2 separate regions of the Homo sapiens genome follow, and region 1 is linked to region 2. A link is a loop called in an ENCODE intact Hi-C map of the cell type or tissue named here. Cell type or tissue: PC-3. All regions are shown on one strand. Each heading gives the region's core, and the rest is flanking DNA. Links, peaks and the distances in the headings are about the cores only.

Region 1 (11,059 bases), core at 3,423-8,422, 130 kb after region 2:
AGTGGGAGCAGGCATGTAACATAGCAAAAGCAAGAGAGAGAGTGGGGAGGGGAGAGGTGCCACACTTTAGAATAACCAGATCTTGTGAGAATTCATTCCCTATCACAAGGACAGCACCAAGCCATGAGGGAACAGCTCCCAAGACCCAAACACCTACCACCAGGCCCCACCGCCAACAGTGGAGATTACAATTCAACATGAGATTTGCACAGGGACAGATATCCAAACTATATCAGTCCCTTATAATCCTTTTTTATTTCTGATGCATCTGTTGTGATGTCTCCACTTTTATTTCTGATTTGATTTATTATTTGCATCTTTTCTTTTTTTCATAGTCTAGCTAGGGCTTTGTCAATTGTGTTTTGTTTTTCAAATGACCAACTCTTGGTTTGATTAATTTTTTTCTATGTTTTTTATTCCCTATTTATTTTTATTCTGATCTTTTGCAAAAATAAATTAATGGGAGTATGTAAAACTAAAAAGATTCTACACAGCAAAGGAAACAATTAACAAAGGAAAAGACAACCTACAGACTGGGAAAAAATATTTGCAAACCACATATCTAATAAGTGGTTAATATCCAAAATTTATAAAAACTCTTACAACTTAACTGCAAAAAACCAAATAACTCAATTTTTAAAATGGCCAGAGGATCTGAACAGATATCTCTCCAAAGATGACATAAAAATGGCCAACGGATATGAAAAGGTGCTCAGGGTCACTAATCATTAGGAAAATGCAAATTAAAACCTATGAAATATCACCTCACACCCCTAAGAATGTCTGTTATCAAAAAGAAGAAATAACAAATGTTGGTGTGGAGAAAAGAGAACCCTAATATATACTGCTGGGGGACAGTAGACTGGTACAGCCACTATGGAAAACAATATAGAGGTTCCTAAAGAAATTAAAAGTATAACTACCAATGACCCAGCAATCCCTCTTCTGGGTATATACCCAAAGGAGAAGAAAATACCACCCCATAAAGATATCTCCCATGTTCATTCCAACATTGTTCACAATAGCCAAGATATGGAAACAATCTAAATGTCTATCAATGGAGAAGTGGATAAAGAAAGTGTGGCATATATATACAATGGAATATTATTCAGCCTTATAAAAGGATATCCTGTCATTTGCCATAACATGGATAGACCTGGAGGACATTACGCTAAGTGAAAAATAGCCAGACATAGGAATAAAAATATTGCATGACCTCAATTATATATGGAATATTTAAAAAAAAAAAGAGCTCAAGTACACAGAGATAGAGAATGAAACAACGGTTACCTCAGGCAGGGTTGGTAGGGGAGAGGAAATGAGGGAATGTAGGTCAAAGGATACAAAACAGTAGATACGTAGGATGGACAAGTCTAGAGATCTAATGTCAATATGAGGACTAAAATTAATAAAATTATATTGTATTGGGAATTTTTGTTAAATAAGTAGATTTTAGCTGTTCTTGTCATAAAAAAGTAACTATGTGAGGTCATAGATATATTAATCTGCTTCACTATAGTAACCATTTTATTATCTATATGTATCCCAAAACATCATGTTGTAAACCTCAAATATACACAATAAAATTTAAAAATCAAAAATAAAATATTTTTTAAAAGAATAAAGGAAAACATTTGAAGTAGTCATTTTGGGAGGAAAATAAACATACTGGGGAAACACGGTAAGATTGCTGGGCAGTGCTGAGTGCCATTCTGAATCAAGATTATCATCTTAAATGAGAGACTTGGTATATTTGGATGCTTTTCTCCATAAATATTCTCTTGTTTGGGTACAGCCATGGAGTAGGTATACGACTGAGTTTAACCATTAGGTCTTTGCCAAACAAAGGGAAAGGGGTGGAAAAAGTCAAAGGTATTTGCGAGATAATGGTTATGATGATGGGCCATGAAATTAACTGTGAGGAGGTAGGTGAGGAGTGAGTATATGAGGTTACAAAAGAAGTGAGTAATTATTATCATGGGGGTAGAGTCGAAGTGAAGGGCACCATGAAGTGGAAGATTAGCTGGTAAGTATGGTGGGAGGGCATTGAGGGGGTGATTAGAGAGTAGGAGGCTTGAAATCAATTTCAGAGGTCATGTAGTCATTGGCACTGATGAGGTCAATTGATATGATCATGGGAATGGGCAACTCAGGTAGGGTAAAAGAAATGATGGCTGAATGCGAGGCAGTTCAAAACCAGAGACAGCAAGAATACAGAAGTTAAGAATGATGACAAGAGTACAAGGTGGAAGAAAGAGTGGGCTAGTCACTGAAGTAATCAGTGTATGAAGAGAATGACCAGGGTTTGGTAGATGTCAGCAAAAGAAACACCTGGATTTTGTGGGGGTGACTGAGGTGACTAGGGATGTTAGGCATGCTGGAATCAGTCCTGACAATCTCATGACAGAAGGTGGGAAACTTATTGTGGAGCCTAGGGCTGCTGGTTTCTCCAGCATCTGGTGTTTTAAGATCAGCATTTGAGTCCAAACTCTACCACACTAACTGTGTGAGCTTGTGAAAGGCTACGAAAAACCTGCTTATTCTCATCTGTAAAATGAAGACAAATGTTCAATGAATTGCCTAGTTCATAAGGAGCATTTGAAATAATGAATGCAAAAGCACTTTGCAAGCTCTAAAGGGCTATAGAAATGTTAGTTAAAATTAAAAATTTATGTCTTGCATTGTCATGACCAGCCTTTAAACCAGAGCTAGAAGAATTACCTATTCATCTCTTTATCGGCCACAATACGTAACACATATCCTATGATTTAGAGATTACAAGCTTGAATAACACTGAACAATAAAAGCTTATAAAATGAATGAGTCTGTGACTAATGTCTCCAATGTTATTATCAACATTACCATCATTACTGTTAAGCATTAATGCTTCAAAAATTGTGAAAAAAGGCCGGACACGGTGGCTCACACCTGTAATCCCAGCACTTTGGGAGGCCAAGGTGGGCCTGTAATGCCAGCACTTTGGGATCACCTGAGGTCAGGAATTCGAGACCAGCCTGGCCAACATGGTGAAATCCCATCTCTACCAATATTACAAAAATTAGCCAGGCGTGGTGGCAGGCACCTGTAATCCCAGCTACTCGGGAGGCTGAGGCAGGAGAATCGCTTGAACCTGGGAGGCAGAGGATGCAGTGAGCTGAGATCACACCAGTGCAGAGACTTCATCTCCAAAAAAAAAAAATACACATCCTGGTTTTTCTTTTTACCAAATCCATTGAAATGAAGAAAAAGTAATATTTCTTCAAGTTAAAGTCACACAAATATTTATACACTTTGACCTAATAATCTCATTCCCATAACATTTTTATCATTTAATCAAGCACAACATATATTTACTCTTTTCTCTGTTCTTCAGAGAAAAGTGCAGAAACCATAAGTACACATATAAATTTTTAGAGTGAACACACACATAATAGCCCAACTCCTAAAAATTTGATGTCATAAAATATTCCCCTAAAATGTAAAAGCCTAATATCTAAAGATGAGGTATTCACACTATGTTATAGTGCAAAGGAGCAAAAAAAAGCTCATTGTTTGGTGAAGGGAAAATGGAGTAAATATTGGCACATAAATTCAGTGGAACAATATGGAGCCATTAAAAACGACAACCGTGAAGAACCGCAAAACAAAATCCACCAACTTGAATGCCCTTGAGTTAAGTGGGTAGAAGAACTATGAGAAGGAGCCTGGTATAAGATGATAAAAGATAGGGGAGGTAGGTCAAAGACGGTCAGAAAATGCAGAGTACAGAGTGCTTGCAGGCCCCACATAAAGACATTCACATTAAAACATTTAAAAATAATAAAGGAAGATAAAACATGGTATTGAAAAACAAAACATGTTATGGACCAAATGTTGCCCATAGGTCTTTAGTTTGTGACCCTTTCTGGAGATAGAGGAAAATAGTCAACGGTGAAATAAACATACTAGATATGGCAATATGATTATAACATAAAGATTATGTTGACATATGGACAATCACTGGAAGTGTGGAAAAAATGAATGTCGGCCTTGGTGGAAACTTGGCCAAATAACTTTACCCCTTTTAAGCCTCAGTTTCTTCATCTGTAAAATAGGGATTTAAAAAATTGCCTCCTTCGTACAGCTGTTGTAAAGGTTAAGTGTGATTGAAAGGGCAAAGTGAGTAGAAAAGGACCTGGCAAGTGGCAAACAAAACTATTCTCCCCCTCATTTTCCTCCTCCTCCTCCTCATTATTATTTTGTTATTATTAACTATTTCTGCATTTTATATCCCACCATCCTGTTTCCCTTTGTTCTACTAACTCCAGCCACAATAGCTTTCTTGTTATTTTTCCAATATGTTTTAGCCTTAGGGCCAAAATTCTTTTGCCCCTAGTATTTGTCTTACTTCCTGAGAGCTTTTGCTCAAATGACACTTCCTCAGAAGGATTTTCCTGTCCGCCTCACCCTGCTTTTTCTTCATTGCACTTAGAACCATCTGATATCTTATGTGTATATGTGTATATATACATACGTTTATATAAACACATCTGTGTGTATATCTGTGTATTATATATATATACACACACAAGGGCAGGACTTTGCCTAACTTGTTTACTGCTATATTCCCAGTTCCTTGAAGGGTACCTGGCACATAATAGACATTGAGGCATTATTTGTTGAATACTGTTAAATGTTTAGGGTGGAGATATTGTGCCTTTTCTTCCCCCTTTTTTTCTAAATCCCAGAATGACAATGTTTGTAAAATCAATGATTTAAAAGCACATTTTCCTGCAGGTGATCTTAATGTGTAACTCTTTGTAATCTTTTGTAACTTTTTTGACAGATCAGCCATGCAGAAGCTGGGGACAGAAGTATTTGAAGAGGTCTATAATTACCTCAAGAGAGCAAGGCATCAGAATGCTAGCGAAGCAGAGATCCGCGAGTGTTTGGAAAAAGTGGTGCCTCAAGCCAGCGACTGTTTTGAAGTGGACCAGCTCCTGTACTTTGAAGAGCAGTTGCTGATCACGATGGGAAAAGAACCTACTCTCCAGAACCATCTCTAGGCAACTATCAAAAAGAAGCAGAAGTTCAAGTGGACAAATTTATGTGAAAATTCATTTAACATATAAGCTGAACTCTATTATGGGGAATGGATACAAAAGCAGAGCTCCCATCTTGACTTTCAATTCCTCATCAGAAGTACTGGCTTCTTTAGAGAGTAGTAAGCATGGCTGCCTATGCTTGGAGTCATAAGTGTTATTTGGACTATACCCTGAGATAAGCTTATAGATCAAGTTTGGCTCCCTTGAAAAGCATTTCTCTCATGTGCGCCCTCAGGGCTTCCAGCAGGATTGAGTCACCCTGACGATGACCGGGGAGAAGCCGTGTGCTCTTCATTATTTTCAGCTGGAGGACAGAGCTCAGTGCCTGACTGCCTAGGGTCTCATGGACTGTAGGCAGCCTGCCAGTGAAGGTCACTGGACTCTAGCCTACAACATGCTGAGCTACAGCCCAGAAGCCAGACATGCCTGTCTTAGCTGACCTGTTTTTGGTCCACTTTTGCCCTTCCATGACTAATAAGGAAGATATGTGTGTATTTCATACACACACAAGGACCTGGATTAAAAATCCAAAAAGTGATTCTCTTCTATGATTTATTTCAAACTCATCCATAGATAATTCAAGATTTGTATTCAAAATAAACATAGTTTTCACAGTTACAAAATAAATCACCTATTTTATCTTTTCCTTATGTAAAACTTTCTTATTGAATGTAACATATCCATCCTTTGATAATTATTACTTAGAGCCAGTAATATTTGGTTAATTTGGTGCCTGTTGGGTACTAGTACTGTGCTTAGTAGTTTAAGGGCCTTCATTGGATCTTTTCACTAACTTGAGAGAGATAGAGTGAAAGAGAGAGAAAGAGAGAGAGAGAGACAACAGAGAAAGAGAGATGCTCAGGTTAGGTAATTTGCTTAGTCACTCAGCTGCAAGAAGCAGAGTTGGCATTTGAAACTAGGTCTGTCGCATTCCAGAATCCATACTCTTAACCAGTGTCTATCAGAATTTTCAACCATGGAACTATATTAGATTTGCTTGTGAAGCTTTTTAAACATAGACACATTTAAATATACTGTTAATGAAAAAATTATTGACACTTATTGAAATGGCAAAAAGACTGTAATCAGGACTATTTTGATAGGTATCAACAATATTGCAATATGGGAGAGGCATTGGGCTCAACTCTGAAGTTTCTTTGCTGAAGCAAAGAAAACTAGAGATTAATAGCCAATTAGCAGGATACGGGCCTTGGTGGATGGAAAATTTCTAAAAGGAGTATTCAAAGGTTGGGGGTTGTATTCATCTGTTTAGTGTTGCCATAAAAGAATACCAGAAGCTGAGTAATTTATAAAGAAAAGAAGTTTATGTAGCTCACGGTTTTGTAGGCTGAGAAGTTCAACGGCATGGCCCTGGCTTCTGGCAAAAGCTGTTGTGTTCCATCACAACACGGCAATGAAGGGGAAGTGGACAAGTAGGAAGACAGAGAAACCTGAGGGGTGTCCTGGCATTATAACACCCACCCTTTGGGGAAATAATCCATTCCTTCAAGAAACAATCCAGCCTAGAGAGCAAGAACTCCAGAGCAGTAGCAAGCTATTTTTCAGGGTGCTCCCCCATAATCCAAACATTTTCCACTAGGCCCCACCTCCCAACATCACCACTTTGGGGATCAAATTTCAACATAAGTTTTGGAGCAGGCAAATATTCACACCATAGCAGGGAGATTCCTGCTAAACTGACTTAAGATTCCCACTGGAGGAAGGCCAGGGTCATCAGAGATTGAGGGCAGGTGATGAGGAATTTGATCAGATACTGAGGGTGATCAGCTATCAAATGTGGGGTATTCTCAATAAACTGACTTTACCAGAATTCTTGCTAAAACTGGGTTTGGCAGGCTGAAGACAGAGCCAAGAATGAGGCCTCATAAAAAAGAGGGCTCAAAAGAGCCTGTCTAAAGTTTGGTCGAGGAGATAATCTTTGTCAATACCAAGACCCACCCCACTCCCTTCTCTGGGAAGACAAGGGGCTAAAACATATCTATTGTTTCAGAACTGTCTGGGTGAATTTGATGCCCACAGTACTGTTATTCACTTTTCAGCCTCCTGCTGATGACTGAGGAAACTAAGAGAGTTTCTTTATCTTACTAACTTGTTTTCAGTGGTGCTGTGCTTCCTGCATGATGCACTCTTTTAGACCAGTGATTCCCACATTTGAGCATGCATTCGAATCACCTGGAGTGCTTGTTGAAGCATAGATTGGTGGATTCCATCACCAGCATTTCTGATTCAAGAGATCACGGTTTCTAACATGTTTCCAGGTGGTGCCAGTGCCACTGGTACCACACAGAACAATTGTTCAAGACCTTTCTTTCTGTTGTCTCTCTTCTCCCCCTCCCTCTTTTTGGAACAGTGTTTTGGCTGCTCTTAATTGGGGGCTTAATTAATCTCACATCTTGGAAGGTGGTATGAGGACTTCCAAGAAGGGTCCAAAGACTTCAAATGCTTCACAGTGAATATAAGCAAGTAGTGACTGGGGTGGAGTGGTAGGTGAGTCAGTGTGAATAACTTGAGAGAACTTAATGGGCTTATTTTAAGGACAAAGGGGCATGGCCACTGTGCCCTAACACTCTATCCTGTGGCTTCACTTCTATCCCTGCCCAGCAACCAAAGGAACCACCCAGGTGAACCCACAATTTCTCTAGTGCTCAAGGGTTATGAACATCACTCTTCTGAGTTCCCACAACTCCCTTACACTATAGAGAGGTTTTGGGGGCTGCACAAAACTTCATTCTGCCTCTTCCCAAAGCTAATGATGCCCATTCTCACCCTCTCTCCCTGCATACTGGAGAATTATTCCTGGCTGGGAGGCTGGGGGTCAGGAGCATGTCTGTGCTCTCACAGCCCCTGTGTCTGCAGCAGGAAAAGCAGACCTCAAATACTGCTTCTGGAGGTGGGATCTGAGACTTTTCAGAATTTGGAACTTGAGTGTGTTTCCCAGGTCAAAATCTACGACCCGTGGTTGTTGCCATGGTAGAACACTGAAAATCAGGTTTGCCCTGGGAAACCTAGGATGATGGGGGCATGTGACCACACTGCTGCTGACAGCAGGCATGCAAATTGCCATCACATTAACAGGGAAGAGACCTCACCCCAGAAAATGCTCCCCAGAGCTCACATGCCCTTTTGTGACCAACCAGATTGCAAATATGACTGGAAGAGCGGGGACCATAATATTACCCCAGTTAATAAAAATTGCCCAATCTTCTTGTCGATGGTTTTTATAACATTAGAACAGAACAAAACTTGTGTGCTGGGTCCTAAGAGGAAATAGCTAGATTTTCAAATAGTTTCTTTCACAAACAGATTCACCTTCCTATCTTGCATTTCAGAACATGGTTCTTAGAAGACAGGTGCAGACTAAAAACAGCTTACTCTCCAGGGATTTGTGTTATGCACTTCATCAGGCTCAAAAGAAAAAAGAGCTAGGAAGAAATATCATTTTGAATCATAGCTCCATGCCTCTAAAGAGAAGCTCACTCAAGTTTACTTTCATTTGGTTCACTGGGGTGGGAGTGGGGAAGAAGATTTAACATTACTTGAATGTTAAATCTTTTACTTATCACCACTGAGAAAATGCTTTCTCTTTCAGCTGTACTCAGTCTTAATTTTGAACCACTTCAAATTGTATTAGTAACGATCCAACTGCAAGATGGTGGGGGAAATTGACTAAGGAGTTAAACTAGGAAGTTTCTTGTTATGAAACAGTCACAGGTATGAGCAAATAAAGGGATCCTGCTAGCTTGCTGCTTTGTAAAAAAAAATATATATATACATATATATTTCAAAAATGCCAGTTGACCTTTCTGCTTTCTATTTATACAGAGGAAATGCCACCAGCTATTTTGGGTGATGCAGAGATAAAGCACACAAAGGAGAGTGCTGGAAGTTAATTATTTAATGTCTTTGGGGCTGAAGTTGGAGCAAAGCCCTAGGTATATTTTAAGAGTCCAGCCATCACAGTGGGCTCAGAGTAAAGGAGGCTGACAAATTAAGCAGTAGCTCAACAGGGGGAAATATACCACATTCCTCTTTCAAGATGATGGGTTCACTAGCTAGTGTATCAGAAGGGAATGGGGCCAGGCCACTAAGGTGATAAACAGAAACAGGCAAAGAGAAGGAGAAAGTGTGGGGCTGGGGGAAGGAGAGAGGCACGGGTGGACACAGAGCAAAACAAATGTTTTAAAGTACTTCTGCCACACCTGTGTAAGGAAAAAAATTGAACTTGATAGCAGATGACTTGGATTCCAGGCCTACTCTTACCATTTACTGTGTGATCTAAAGCAACTAAGTGATTTCCCCTGAATCTGTTTCCTGCCTGTGTCTGAAGATTGCTGTAAAGAATAAATAATACAATAGGTTGAATCACATGAAATTGCCACCGTGATTCAGCCTAATGTGTAGAAGTGCTTTAAATGCCATAAAATGTTCTCAACTTTGAGGAAAAAAAATCATTAAATGTATTATCAAGCTACCTCATCTTCCACCATTGGAGATTCATCCCTGAAGACTCCCTTAGGTTTCTAGGCTTCTATAATTACCATCCAAATGCACCCTGAAAGATAAACACTTTTAGCCATTTTCAGCTAGCACTTGACCAGAAATTAGCTGAGAGCCAGCTAAGAGCTGACAGAACCATGAGGAAGACAGCTCTGGAAGGCAAGTCAGTGGACTCTCCAGACCAGCCTTGCTTTCTTTCAGTGCCTCAACTCACTTCATGAGTCTGCAACACCACAGTGTTCATCATTGCCAGAAATCTTAGGATGCTCAAGTTTTTTCCTTAACTTTAGAAGGAAGTTCAGAAATTTGGTTCAACAAATATACATTATAAAATAATACACAAATATTCACTAGGAGTACCACAGTTATTAACATTTATACAGAATTGAAAACTTGACACCAATAGGAATATTTTCTTTTTTATTTCATTTATTTGTTTATTTTTGAGACAGAGTCCCATTCTGTTGCCCAGGCTAAAGCGGAGTGGTGCGATCTCGGCTCACCACAACCTCCGCCTCCCGGCTTCAAGCGATTCACCTGCCTCAGCCTCCTGAGTAGCTGGGATTACAGGCAAGTGCCACCACACCTGGCTATTATTTTTTGTACTTTTAGTATAGCCAGGGTTTCACCATGTTGTCCAGGCTGGTCTTGAACTCCTGACCTCAGGTGATCCGTCTGCCTCGGCCTCCCAAAGTGCTGGGATTACACGCATGAGCCACTGCACCTGGCCCCAGCAGGAATATTTTCAAAGTAGATTTTTAGGTTTAGTTCAGGAGACAATCTTTCAACAGCTAGAAACATTCTTTTTCCTTCCCAAAATTTTGTGGCTTTTCCCACTTTGATAGTTTGAATTTTTAGTCCCAATTTACCCCTCCCTAAACCCCTGACTATTGCCTTATAACTTTGTAGTTCTCAATATTTCCCCACTCCTTGACTCTGAGTTTGGCCATGGAACTTGTTTTGGCTGAGGAATATACTAAGGGGCTGGAAACATGTCGGTGCAGTTGGATATGTTCTCTTGCATCTCCCTCATCACCAGCCAGCCTATCATAGGAGGATGACAGAGATGGAACAGAGCCACACCAGCCAACCCACAGAGTGACGCAAAGTCATCTCAGCCACTGCAGGCAAAGCAGAGCCGCTCCAGGGGACATAAAACTCCCAGGCAAGAGATACATATTTCTTGCTGCATGCTATTCAGGATTTGTGGTTGGTTGTTATGTGGCATTATTATGTCAATAAGCTAACCAACATGTCTTCCTTCTCCTGACATCACTCTTTATTCCTCCTCCAACACTTTTTTTTTTTTATCAAATCCTTGGGCTTGTAAAAAATTTTTTTGGCATTGATTTTTATAAATCTGGAGGAAGTTTGTCTCCAACTATATTATTCTGTGGCTTCTTAGACAAAATATGGATACCCTTTTTCAATATGGCCCAGGTGAGCCACAAACTCTG
Region 2 (11,059 bases), core at 3,726-8,725:
GGAGCTCTTGTAAGGCAGGCCTGGTAGTGACAAAATCTCTCAGCATTTGCTTGTCTGTAAAGTATTTTATTTCTCCTTCATTAGTGAAGCTTAGTTTGGCTGGATATGAAATTCTAGGTTGAACATTCTTTAAGAATGTTGAATATTGACCCCCACTCTCTTCTGGCTTGTAGAGTTTCTGCTGAGAGATCTGCTGTTAGTCTGATGGGCTTCCCTTTGTGGGTAACCCAACCTTTCTCTCTGGCTGCCCTTAACATTTTTTCCTTCATTTCAACTTTGGTGAATCTGACAATTATGTGTCTTGGGGTTGCTCTTCTTGAGGAGTATCTTTGTGGTGTTCTCTGTATTTCTTTAATTTGAATGTTGGCCTGCCTTGCTAGGTTGGGGAAGTTCTTCTGGATAATATCCTGCAGAGTGTTTTCCAACTTGGTTCCATTCTCCCCGTCACTTTCAGTTACACCAATCAAACATAGATTTGGTCTTTTCACATAGTCCCATGTTTCTTGGAGGCTTTGTTCATTTCTTTTTACTCTTCTTTCTCTAAACTTCTCTTCTTGCTTCATTTCACTCATTTAATCTTCAACCACTGATACCCTCTCTTCCACTTGATGGAATCGGCTACTGAAGCTTGTGCATGCGTCACGTAGTTCTTGTGCCATGGTTTTCATCTCCCTCAGGCCGTTTAATGTCTTCTCTACACTGTTTATTCTAGTTATCCATTCTTCTAATCTTTTTTCAAGGCTTTTAGCTTCCTGGGTTCGAACATCCTCCTTTAGCTTGGAGAAGTTTCTTATTACCGATCTTCTGAAGCCTACTTCTGTCAATTCGTCAAAGTCATTCTCCTTCCAGCTTTGTTCAGTTGCTGGCGAGGAGATGCGATCCTTTGGAGGAGAAGAGGCGCTCTGGTTTTTAGAATTATCAGACTTTCTTCTCTCGTTTCTCCCCATCTTTGTGGTTTTATCTACCTTTGATCTTTGATGATGGTGACCTACAGATGCGGTTTTGGTGTGCATGTCCTTTTTGTTGATGTTGATGCTATTTCTTTCTGTTTGTTAGTTTTCCTTCTAACAACCAGGACCCTCAGCTGCAGGTCTGTTGGAGTTTGCTGGAGGTCCACTCCAGACCCTGTTTCCCTGGGTATCACCAGCGGAGGCTGCAGAACAGCAAATATTGCAGAACAGCAAATATTGCTGCCTGATCCTTCCTCTGGAAGCTTCGTCTCAGAGGGGCACCCGGCTGTATGACGTGTCAGTCGGCCCCTGCTGGGATGTGTCTCCCAGTTAGGCTGCTCGGGGGTCAGGGACCCACTTGAGGAGGCAGTCTGTCCATTCTCAGATCTCAAACTCCGTGCTTGGAGAACCACTGCTGTCTTCAAAGCTCAGTTGGAAATGCAGAATCACCCATCTTCTGCATCACTCGCGCTGGGAGCTGTAGACTGGAACTGTTTCTATTAGGCCATCTTTGTTAAGAAACTGTTAATTACCCTTGCCAAAAAGTCAACATCTAAATGTCAAGATGTTTCTTAGTACTAGAAGAGGCCTGGAATTCTACTGTTAGGGACTTTTGCAGCCTGCATGGAAGATCTGAGTTCTGTTTGGCAACTTTATTCTCTGTCAGATTTCAAGTTGCAAAATAATTCTCCTGTTAGATCCTGTGATAGTTAATTTTATATGTCTATTTGGCTAGGCCATGGTAGTTTGGTCCATCACCAGTCTAGATGTTGCTGTGAAGGTGTTTTTAAGATGCAATTAATATTTTTATATCAGTAGACTTTGAGTAAAGCAGATTACTCTTGATAATGTCATAATGTGAGTGGGCCTCATCCAATCAGTTGAAAGCTTTAAGAGAAGAAGACTGATCTTCCCCAAAGAAGAAGGAATTCTGTCTCCAGGCTTCCTTTGGACTTAAGGTTGCAACATTAACTCTTTTCTGAGTGTCCAGCCTGTTGCCCTACCCTCATGGCCTACCTTGCAGATTTTGGACTTGCCAGCCCCCATAATTGCGTGAATGTGAACCAACTCCTTAAACCCCCCATGCCACCCATCTCCACACACACACACACACACACACATCCCATCTTGCTGTGTTAAGTTTGCCTCTTCACATTGGTGAGCCGAGAATGTCTTTAGGCCAGCAAGCATGTTCTAGCAGTTTCCTGACTGCCTCCAGATGGCCGGTTAACAGAAGGGTGCTGCCAATGGGAGACAAATGTTTTCCAGGAGACCAGAGGTGGAAAAGAGAAATTATGATGTTAGGATTTTATTGAAGAGAAACTCTCATTTGGCTTACAAGGTGTTCTGTCTGCCAGCAATTATACAAGTTGCTAAGTGCATTCCAATGTACATGACAGAAACTTTGTTAATGAGAAAATACAACGAGAAAAAAGTAAAAGAGAGGAGGGAGAGGCCGCCTATGGTAGTAATTTAAATCCTTCAGCTGTGGTGGTCTTAGTTAGAATCTTACTTTTTGGCAAATATTTGGTGGCCAGGAACAGAAATCAGTGGTCTATTCTTTTACTACTCTAAGTGTGGTTTGTGGACTAGCAGCATCTCCATCACCTCGAAGCATGTCAGAAATGCAGAATCTCAGGCCCTACTCCAGTCCTGCCAATCTGAACCCAGAGTTCATCAAGTTCCCCAGATGATTCATGTGCACACTGGTTGTAATGCAGTACATGTTTTTGTCCCCCCAGATTCATCATATTGAAACCCTAATCCCCAGTGGGATGATATTTCGAGATGAGGCCTTTAGGAGGTGATTTGGTCATGAGGGTAGAGCCCACAGGATGGGATTAGTTCCGTTGTAAGTAGAGACATGAGAAAGCTGGCTTCCTGTCTCTATGTTTCCATGCTCCTCCACCATATGAGGATACAAGAAGAGGACAGCAGTCTGCAAATCAGGAAGGGAGCCTTCAACCAGACACTGAATCTGCCAGCACCTTGACCTTAGACTTCCCAGCCTTCAAAACTGTGAGAAATAAATTTCTGTTGTTTAAGCCACCTAGTCTATAGTATTCTGTTACAGAAGCCCAAACTAACTAAGATATTGGTCTAGTTTATTACTCCTTGTCGTAAATTTGTAAGTCTTAATGCAGAAAAGTAACCTGAAATCATTCAGTTCAGGCTCTGGTTTTAAGGTTGGTGAGTTATCACCATCCCATTCTACACGTAAGACACCTAAGGCCTGGGAGCTTAAACCAGTTGCCTAAAGTCATAGAACGAGTTGTCTTCTGCCTCCAAACACAGCACATCCCACTATGTACCAAATTTTTCAGAGTCTCTGTGAAGTCTTTCTACATTTCTCCTTGACAGAATGAATTTCCTGGCCTGAATTCATTTCTCTGAATTTGGGGGAGAAAAGACAAATGTTACCTTGTCATTTTCGCTTTTACTCTCTAAAGCAGGAAAGAAAAGTTTCAGGGAAACATTACAGTTTTTCCTGAGGGAAAATCATCTTGACATATAGGATAAAAGTGCAGACTCTAGAGCTTGAGGGAGACCTATTTCCAAAAGGATCATGGAGCTTATTTCTGTCACGTGAATGTGCGTGCATGTGTGTGTGTGTGTGTGTGTGTGTGTGTAGCAGGGAGTGGAGAGCTTTTAGTACACTCAGTCAAATATAGAGATGTCACTTAGAGAGGCACTTACAGCAGAACCTGCTGTCCTATATATAAAAAACAGTACTGTACTGTACTTAATTTAGCCCTCCAGAAAGGGTCATGAATATGCATTTTGTCTAAGAAAATTATTTCTTTTCACAACCTCATGTGTGATGCTGTAGGCTAAGCTAATCAATGTAGTTAAATTTAGCCCTGGTTTTGAAAGTTTGTTTTAGAAAAGGTCACGGTACTAACCCTGTAGTTTATTGTGTGAGGAAAGAAAGCATCATGGCAAACCAAGCAACTGATGTGCACCCCCATCCTAAGAATATAAACATATTGTTTGTATTTGAGGTTCAGTTCCACTTGCAGTTAGTGATATTATTCTCAAAGTTGACTTGATTCCTGCTGTGCTGTGAAATATACAAGGACAAAAAACCAAACACCGCATGTTCTCACTCATAGGTGGGAATTGAACAATGAGAACACTTGGTCACAGGAAGGGGAACATCACACACCGGGGCCTGTTGTGGGGCGGGGGGAGGGGGAAGGGATAGCATTAGGAGATATACCTAATGTAAATGACGAGTTAATGGGTGCAGCACACCAACATGGCACACGTATACATATGTAACAGACCTGCACGTTGTGCACATGTACCCTAGAACTTAAAGTATAACAAAAAAATATATAAAAAAAAAAGAAAAGAAAGATATTGTCTACCATGGGGGTGTGGGAGGTCTGTGAGCTTGCCTTTCTCTGGGCAAGGGGGTTGCCCAGAAGGCTGGGGTTGGGCATTTATTCAACCTGTGCATGTAGATATGGTGTAAAAGAAGGCAGAAAAGGGCATCTTACAGATGAGAAGATTTGATTGGATACATCCTTTGATATGGCACTCAGTTACATGAAGAGGCTTAGGGCTGGGGTGCGATGGAGACACTACCTCTCCCCTGCTACATCCACAACTGTGAGAGCTGGAGCACTTTCAAGGGCCAGGAGATTCTGCCTTCTCTTTGCAGAGGTGGGGATTGGTGATGGTAGATGGTGTGCTGGCCAGGAGAGGAACTGAGGATCAGAGAGGTAAAGTGACTCACATCCCAGAGCTTCAAAGAAATCTGGCCAAACTGAAAGCGGAGGCTGTGCCCCTCTATTTAGAGAGGTGACAGCCTAGAACAGTGCTGTCCAGTAGAATTTTCTGCAGTGTTGGAAATATTCTATAATTTTGTCACAGGTGACTATTGAGCACTTGAAAAGTAGCTAGTGCAACTGAATTTGTCATTTTATTTAATTTTAATAATTTTAATTCAAATAGCCACAAGTGGCTAGTGTCTACCATATTAGGTCAATTCTAAAAGAAGTGGTACTTTAAAGAGATGAAGTGGGAAAGCAAGAGTGAATTCAGGGAAAAATACAGAGTTCAGGTTATGAAAGCCAGGATTCTGAAGGTACATATGAGAACTATCTGGAAAGCATCAGAAAAATAAAGCTTCCTAGACCCAGACCAGGACAGCCCAATCAGAGTCTTTTGGTACATAACCTTTAAATGAGATCTACCATATTCATTGGTAAGAAGAGGCAGATCTGGGAATGTGGGTTGCAAATGATAAAAGGTCTTGCCTGCCAAACTTAAGATTTTATACTCAATTTTATTGGCAGCGAGGGCCTCATTGAAAGGGGAGAGTCACATGGTGAGTGCATTAGGCAAGGCTTGCAGCAGCCTGTGTAAGACATGATGCCAATGGAAGATAGGAGATGATTGCAGAGCTGAGTGTTAAAAGATACCTGGAGTATTCATTTCTCCCTCAGAATATGAGTGTGTTTATTTCACTGGGGGCTGTCCATATTCTTCTCTGGCTTGAACATTGGTTCAAAACATTTCTGCAGCAGCCTGTGTAAGACATGATGCCAATGGAAGATAGGAGATGATTGCAGACCTGAGTGTTAAAAGATACCTGGACTGTTCATTTCTCCCTCAGAATATGAGTGTGTTTATTTCACTGGGGGCTGTCCATATTCTTCTCTGGCTTGAACATTGGTTTGAAACATTTCTTAGCAAATATGCTGCTGCATGCCTCCAGTCCCACTAAATGTTACGGTGATTGAAAATTACAGTTGCTTCCCTTGGGCGCAGAGGGGGCTCTTTGTAATGAAATAGAGATGCAGCAGCCATTTGGCATGTGGAGTAACAGCTTCTCTGGGACCTCCAGCAGGGGCCCATGGTATCATAAAAGGGGATGAGTCACCAGGGAAAGGAACAATTGTGGGTCTCAGAGTGTGCCCTTCCCTCTCTATGACTTCTGAGCTCCAATGAGCAATCTTAACTGCTGTCACCGGGAACTAGGACACCGTGAACACAGTGTTCGAGGCCCAGCCGATGACTCACTGCATAACTCTGATAAACTATTTCATGGTTCACAGTGGGGAGAGAGATTGCTTTTAAAAATTGAAAAGGAAAAAATAAAATACAATATATGTTGAATTGAAGTTTTGAGATGGATAAAATGCCTTTTCCCAAACAGCAAAGTATCAGAAGAGTCAGTTTTTTTTCTTTAATAGTGCCGGGGAAGGCATGGGGGAGGGAGAGACTGGGTATCCTTATAAGCTGCTGGGAGAATGGAAAGCTGGGGTTTTAGGAGTGGTTTTTATCTTGTTGGGAGAGTTCAGCTGTCATCCTGAAGGACAGGTGACCTCTGCCTGGGAAGTGTTTTCCTCTAGCTATGCTGTTGGCCCTTTATGTGTACAGTTACACATCACTTAAAAACGGGGATGCGTTCAAAGAAATGTGTCCTTAGGCAATTTTGTCATTGAGCAAACATCATAGAGTGTACTCCCACAAACCTAGATGGTACATTTATGCTAAGTTTCGGGTGAATTTGGCGTCTTACAGAGCACATGATCGGCCACCATCTCACTCTGGCCCCTCCCACTCTCTTTCCCTCCACCTTTCTGGAACAGGGCCAAAGCCCTCCTCTTGTTCCCTGGCAGAAGGGATCATATCATTTTCTTTCCCTGCACTTTTATTAGGTATTTTTCTAAATACAATTTCTTAAAAAAAATTCTCACAACAACAATTATAAAAGCGAATCTTTCTACCTACTAAATTAATAAGTGCCATTTTATGGAGCATCTACCATGTTCTGGACATTATGCAAGATGAAGCATTTTAAGAAGACTTTGAAGAGGGCCAGGAGACTAAACCTCCAGAGAGAAAAAAATTTAGTCATCTGAGATGTAATTGATATCTGACAAAGGACTCACTTTAGCAGTGCCACAGATGTGGGCTCTATTATTTTCTTGAAGGTCTGAGGATTAAAGTTATAATATTAAAGAATGTGACTTTGCTGGCACCTGACTATTTTTCTTTAAGAGATGTTTATCTCTTATCCTTTATATTTTGTTTTGTAACCATGAGTCAAGATATTTTTATTATAATGTCCAAGTCTTTAGATGGGTTCCTTAGAAGCACAGCCTGAGATGGGTATCTGGTGCATGTATCTTATTGTGGAGAGCTCTAAGGATGTGGGTGTGTGTATATAGAGTTTGGTGTGGGGTTGGGGGCTGTGTCCAGATAAAAGGAGCTGAGCAAGGATGTGGTCTCAGCTGGAGACTAGCCTCAGTCTGCTCACACAGGGAGCTCTGGGGCATGAGTAACACCACAAAGATGGTTTTACCTTAAGTCACTCAGTCATTGGCCAGGACTGCCCCTGGGGCAGAGATGTGGCATCATCTTTTCAGTAAGGAGGGCTTCTTTGATCCAAGAACAATTCTGTGGAGAATAGAGTATCTGTGTGCTGTCAGCAACTGTTATAGGCTTCACTGAGTCCCCGCTAAAAGCCATATGTTGGAGCCCTAACCCCCAGTACTTCAGAATGTGACTGTATTTGAAGACATGGCTTTTAGAGAGGTGGTTAAATTAAAATGAGGCTGATAGGGTGGGCTCTAAGCCAATCTGACTGTGTCCTCATAAGAAGAGGAGATTAGGCTTTTCAATGATCGCCATTCTAACTGGCATGAGACGGTATCTCATTGTGGTTTTGATTTGCGTTTCTCTAATGACCAGTGATGATGAGCTTTTTTTCATATGTTTGTTGGTCACATAAATGTCTTCTTTTGAGAAGAGTCTGTTCATATCCTTTGCCCACTTTTTGATAGGGTTGCTGGAGAGGATGTGGAGAAATAGGAATGCTTTTACACTGTTGGTGGGAGTGTAAATTAGTTCAACCATTGTGGAAGACAGTGTGGTGATTCCTCAAGGATCTAGAACCAGAAATACCATTTGACCCAGCAATCCCATTACTGGGTATATACCCAAAGGATTATAAATCATTCTACTGTAAAGACACATGCACATGTATGTTTATTGCAGCACTATTCACAATAGCAAAGACCTGGAAACAACCCAAATGCCCAAAAATGATAGACTGGATAAAGAAAATGTGGCACATATATAACATGGAATACTATGCAGCCATAAAAAAGGATGAGTTCACATCCTTTGCAGGGACATGGATGAAGCTAGAAACCATCATTCTCAGCAAACTAACACAAGAACAGAAAACCAAACACTGCATGTTCTCACTCATAAGTGGGAGTTGAACAATGAGAACACATGGACACAGGGAGGGGAACATCACACACTGGGGTCTGTCAGGGGGTGGGGGACTAGGGGAGGGACAGCATTAGGAGAAATACCTAATGTGGATGATGGGTTGATGGGTGCAGCAAACCTGGGTGTAGCAAACCATCAGGACGCGTGTGTATCCATGGAACAAACCTGCATGTTCTGCACATGTATCCCCAAACTTAAAGTATACAAAAAAAAAAAAGAGGAATAAGAGATTAGGACACAGGGACACCAGGGTATGCATGCACAGAGGATGACCTTGTGAAGAAGCAGCAAGAGGGAAGCCAAGGAGAAAGGCCTCAGAGGAATCCAACCCTGCTGGCCCCTTAATCTCCAACCTCCAGAACTCTGGGAAATAAATTTCTATTGTTTAAATCACCCAATCTGTGGTATCTTCTCATTACAGCTCTGGCTGACTTAATACAGCAGCCAACATGCACAGCAGCTAGCAGACGAGGGTGTGCCAATTATACTTTGGAGTGTGTCTGGGAAGAGAATTTGTGTGGGGCATTGATAGTAGCCACTACACCCACTTACAAATGAGAACACCGTGACCCAGAGAAGTGAAGTAGCCCACCTGAGGTCACACAGCCAATAAGCAACGGAGGCAGAATTTGATTGCCATCTGACCCTACAGGTGGTCCTCCTAGTCACTACTTTGTATCATCACTTCTGTTGCAAGGCAGTTTTTCTCAGAAGCAGCAGATGTCACCAGTTAACTTTGACTTCAATTTCTTTTTGGTTTTTTGTTTGTTTTGTTTTGTTTTGTTTTCATCTAAATTGTGCTTACCTTATACAAAATGGAGCTTCTGGGGGAAATTGAGGCAACTCAGCACAATGCCTATGTCTGTGTGTCTTCTCAAAGTATTGACTTTTACCTTATGTAAAAGGTAAAAAAAAATCTTATGGTTTTGGGGACGTTGTAGCATATTAATCATAGGTTTCCTATACATATGAGAAAATAATATTTTTATTTTTAATGTTTTTATTAAAAATGAATTTGAGCAGTTTTTCACACCCACAAATGTTATTTTTGGGAAATTAAGAAATGCTTTGATGGCTGTCATGTTAATACAAATAATAACTGTAATCATTCTAAGCACTGCCACTCCCAATTTGTAATGAATGAACATGGTCTTCATAGAGGCCACATTGAGATACAAGAATAAATCAGTTTGTTCTTATTAGAGCCTTATAATAGCCTTGTTCAGTATTTTCTGGCTTGGTGTAATAAAGCCATTACCCTCTTCAGAAAACTAGAAAAGAAAGGACAAATAGAGATGGACATCTTTTGGTAGCTGCCTTCTGCTGAGGGCTCCCACCACCCACCCTCTGTCTGCCCCATGACAGCCAGCTCCGCAAACTTTAATGCTGAACTATGATTAGATATGCAGAGAGAGGCAGGGTGTCCGGGGCAGACTCTAGGGCACCTGGAGAAAGCTCCAGCCTAACAGCATTTGCTGTCACACTCTGGGTCCTCTTGACTGAGTTCTGGGACTTGACTGAGTGGGCCTGCAGGATGTAACTGGAAGTTTTAGTACGATGAAGACATTTTTTGCAGTTCGAAGGTATGACTACATCTGAGATATAAGTTCAAAGTATGTGAAAAAGAGGAAAGGGGTGGGGGAGTCTTAGGAAAAACATCTGTATCTCCTTCCTCTCCTCAGCTTCCCCTCTCCACGTTACTCTCCCAAAGGATTAGTTAATTCTTTGTATATGATATTATGTGGCAATTTGAAAGTCCTTATCTCTTAGAGATTTATGTACTCATTTATTCAGCAAGAAGTTTTGGGTGTCTGCTTTGAATCATGTGTTGGGGATACCATGGTAAGCAGGATGGGTGTGGCCTCTGCCCTCCTGGAGCTTACCATCTACCTGGAATATTAGAAGGGATTTTTATTTCAGCAGACATAAAGTGCCAGTCATTGTGCTGAATTAGTGGTTCTCAAACTTAAGGGTGCATCAGGATCACCTGGAGAGCTTGTCAAACCACACATTGCTGGACCTTCATCCCAGTTTCTGATTCAGTAGGTTGGAGGTATAGGCAAATTTGGAAATTTTTATTTTTAATAAGAGCCCAGGTGATGTTGTTCTTGCTATTCTGGGGACCACCCTTTAAGAACCATTCTGGGAAGCCTGTCACATGGATTTGCTTAAGGCATTCTAATGGTTAAAACCATCTGGGATGGTGGTGGGCCCACAGGCTGAGATCTTCTAAATGTCTAAAAGGAACTAAGTTCCTTTAGAGGAAACTTGGTTTTCTCTTCAGGCAAAGTTCCTGTTTTATGAAAACACTCTTTTTTAAAAAAATTGTTAATGTATATCTGGATCGTTTTAGCAGTTTAAAGAGCTAATGCAGTAGATGAAGTGACAGGGAGTTTTTCATTTAACAGTTGCATCTGTATGTCATTTTCTCCTCGAAGGTTCTATAAGATAGAGCAATAGTTCTCAAAGTGTGTTTCCAGACGAGTGGCATAGTTAGAAATGCAGAATCTCAAGCCCCATTCCAGACCTACTGAATCAGAAACACTGGGTGTGGGAGCAAGAATCTGTTTTAACAAGGCTTCCAGCTGATTCTGAGGCACACTCAAGTTTGACACATCTGAGATAGATGGTAGTGAGAACTAGGCTCAGGCTGAATCTGATTCTCCCAGCTCCCTTAAGACGGTTTACCAGGATGACTAAGCTTCAGTTTTTCTATCTCGTAAGTCAAAAGTCTATCCCTTGTTGTCTAATATCTTTCAGAGCTACAAGAAAGATAATCATGACCTTTCTGAAATGGTTTTACTAGCAAAGATGAAAATTTCTAACTAACCATAAATAGACTTATTCAGTGA

Evidence for each region. Peaks named below come from ENCODE experiments on the same cell type or tissue, not always from the same donor. Only the 100,000 strongest peaks of a DNase experiment are listed, where the experiment ranks them.
Region 1: a loop joins it to region 2, with 2.2 times the contacts of the local background. A loop is called at or near these places in 2 of 110 quality-filtered maps.

Annotation. Positions count from the first base shown.
Region 1 is chr3:131,344,732-131,355,790 of GRCh38, forward strand. It overlaps NEK11 (NIMA related kinase 11), which reads left to right. Exons shown (of 18, transcript NM_024800.5): 18 at 4,826-5,734. The coding sequence ends at 5,045. The region is part of intron 2 of NUDT16-DT (NUDT16 divergent transcript); the gene reads right to left. Among named protein-coding and RNA genes, the nearest start is that of NUDT16-DT, 31 kb to the right of the region's middle. In PC-3, for the core only: no CTCF peak of the experiment used is centred there; DNase peaks (open chromatin) are centred at 4,390 and 5,310; H3K4me3 peaks cover 350 bases; H3K27ac peaks cover 3,204 bases.
Region 2 is chr3:131,211,145-131,222,203 of GRCh38, forward strand. The region is part of intron 14 of NEK11 (NIMA related kinase 11); the gene reads left to right. Among named protein-coding and RNA genes, the nearest start is that of NUDT16-DT, 160 kb to the right of the region's middle. RefSeq lists an enhancer at 5,603-6,104. In PC-3, for the core only: no CTCF peak of the experiment used is centred there; DNase peaks (open chromatin) are centred at 5,897, 6,427 and 7,177; H3K4me3 peaks cover 990 bases; H3K27ac peaks cover 2,645 bases.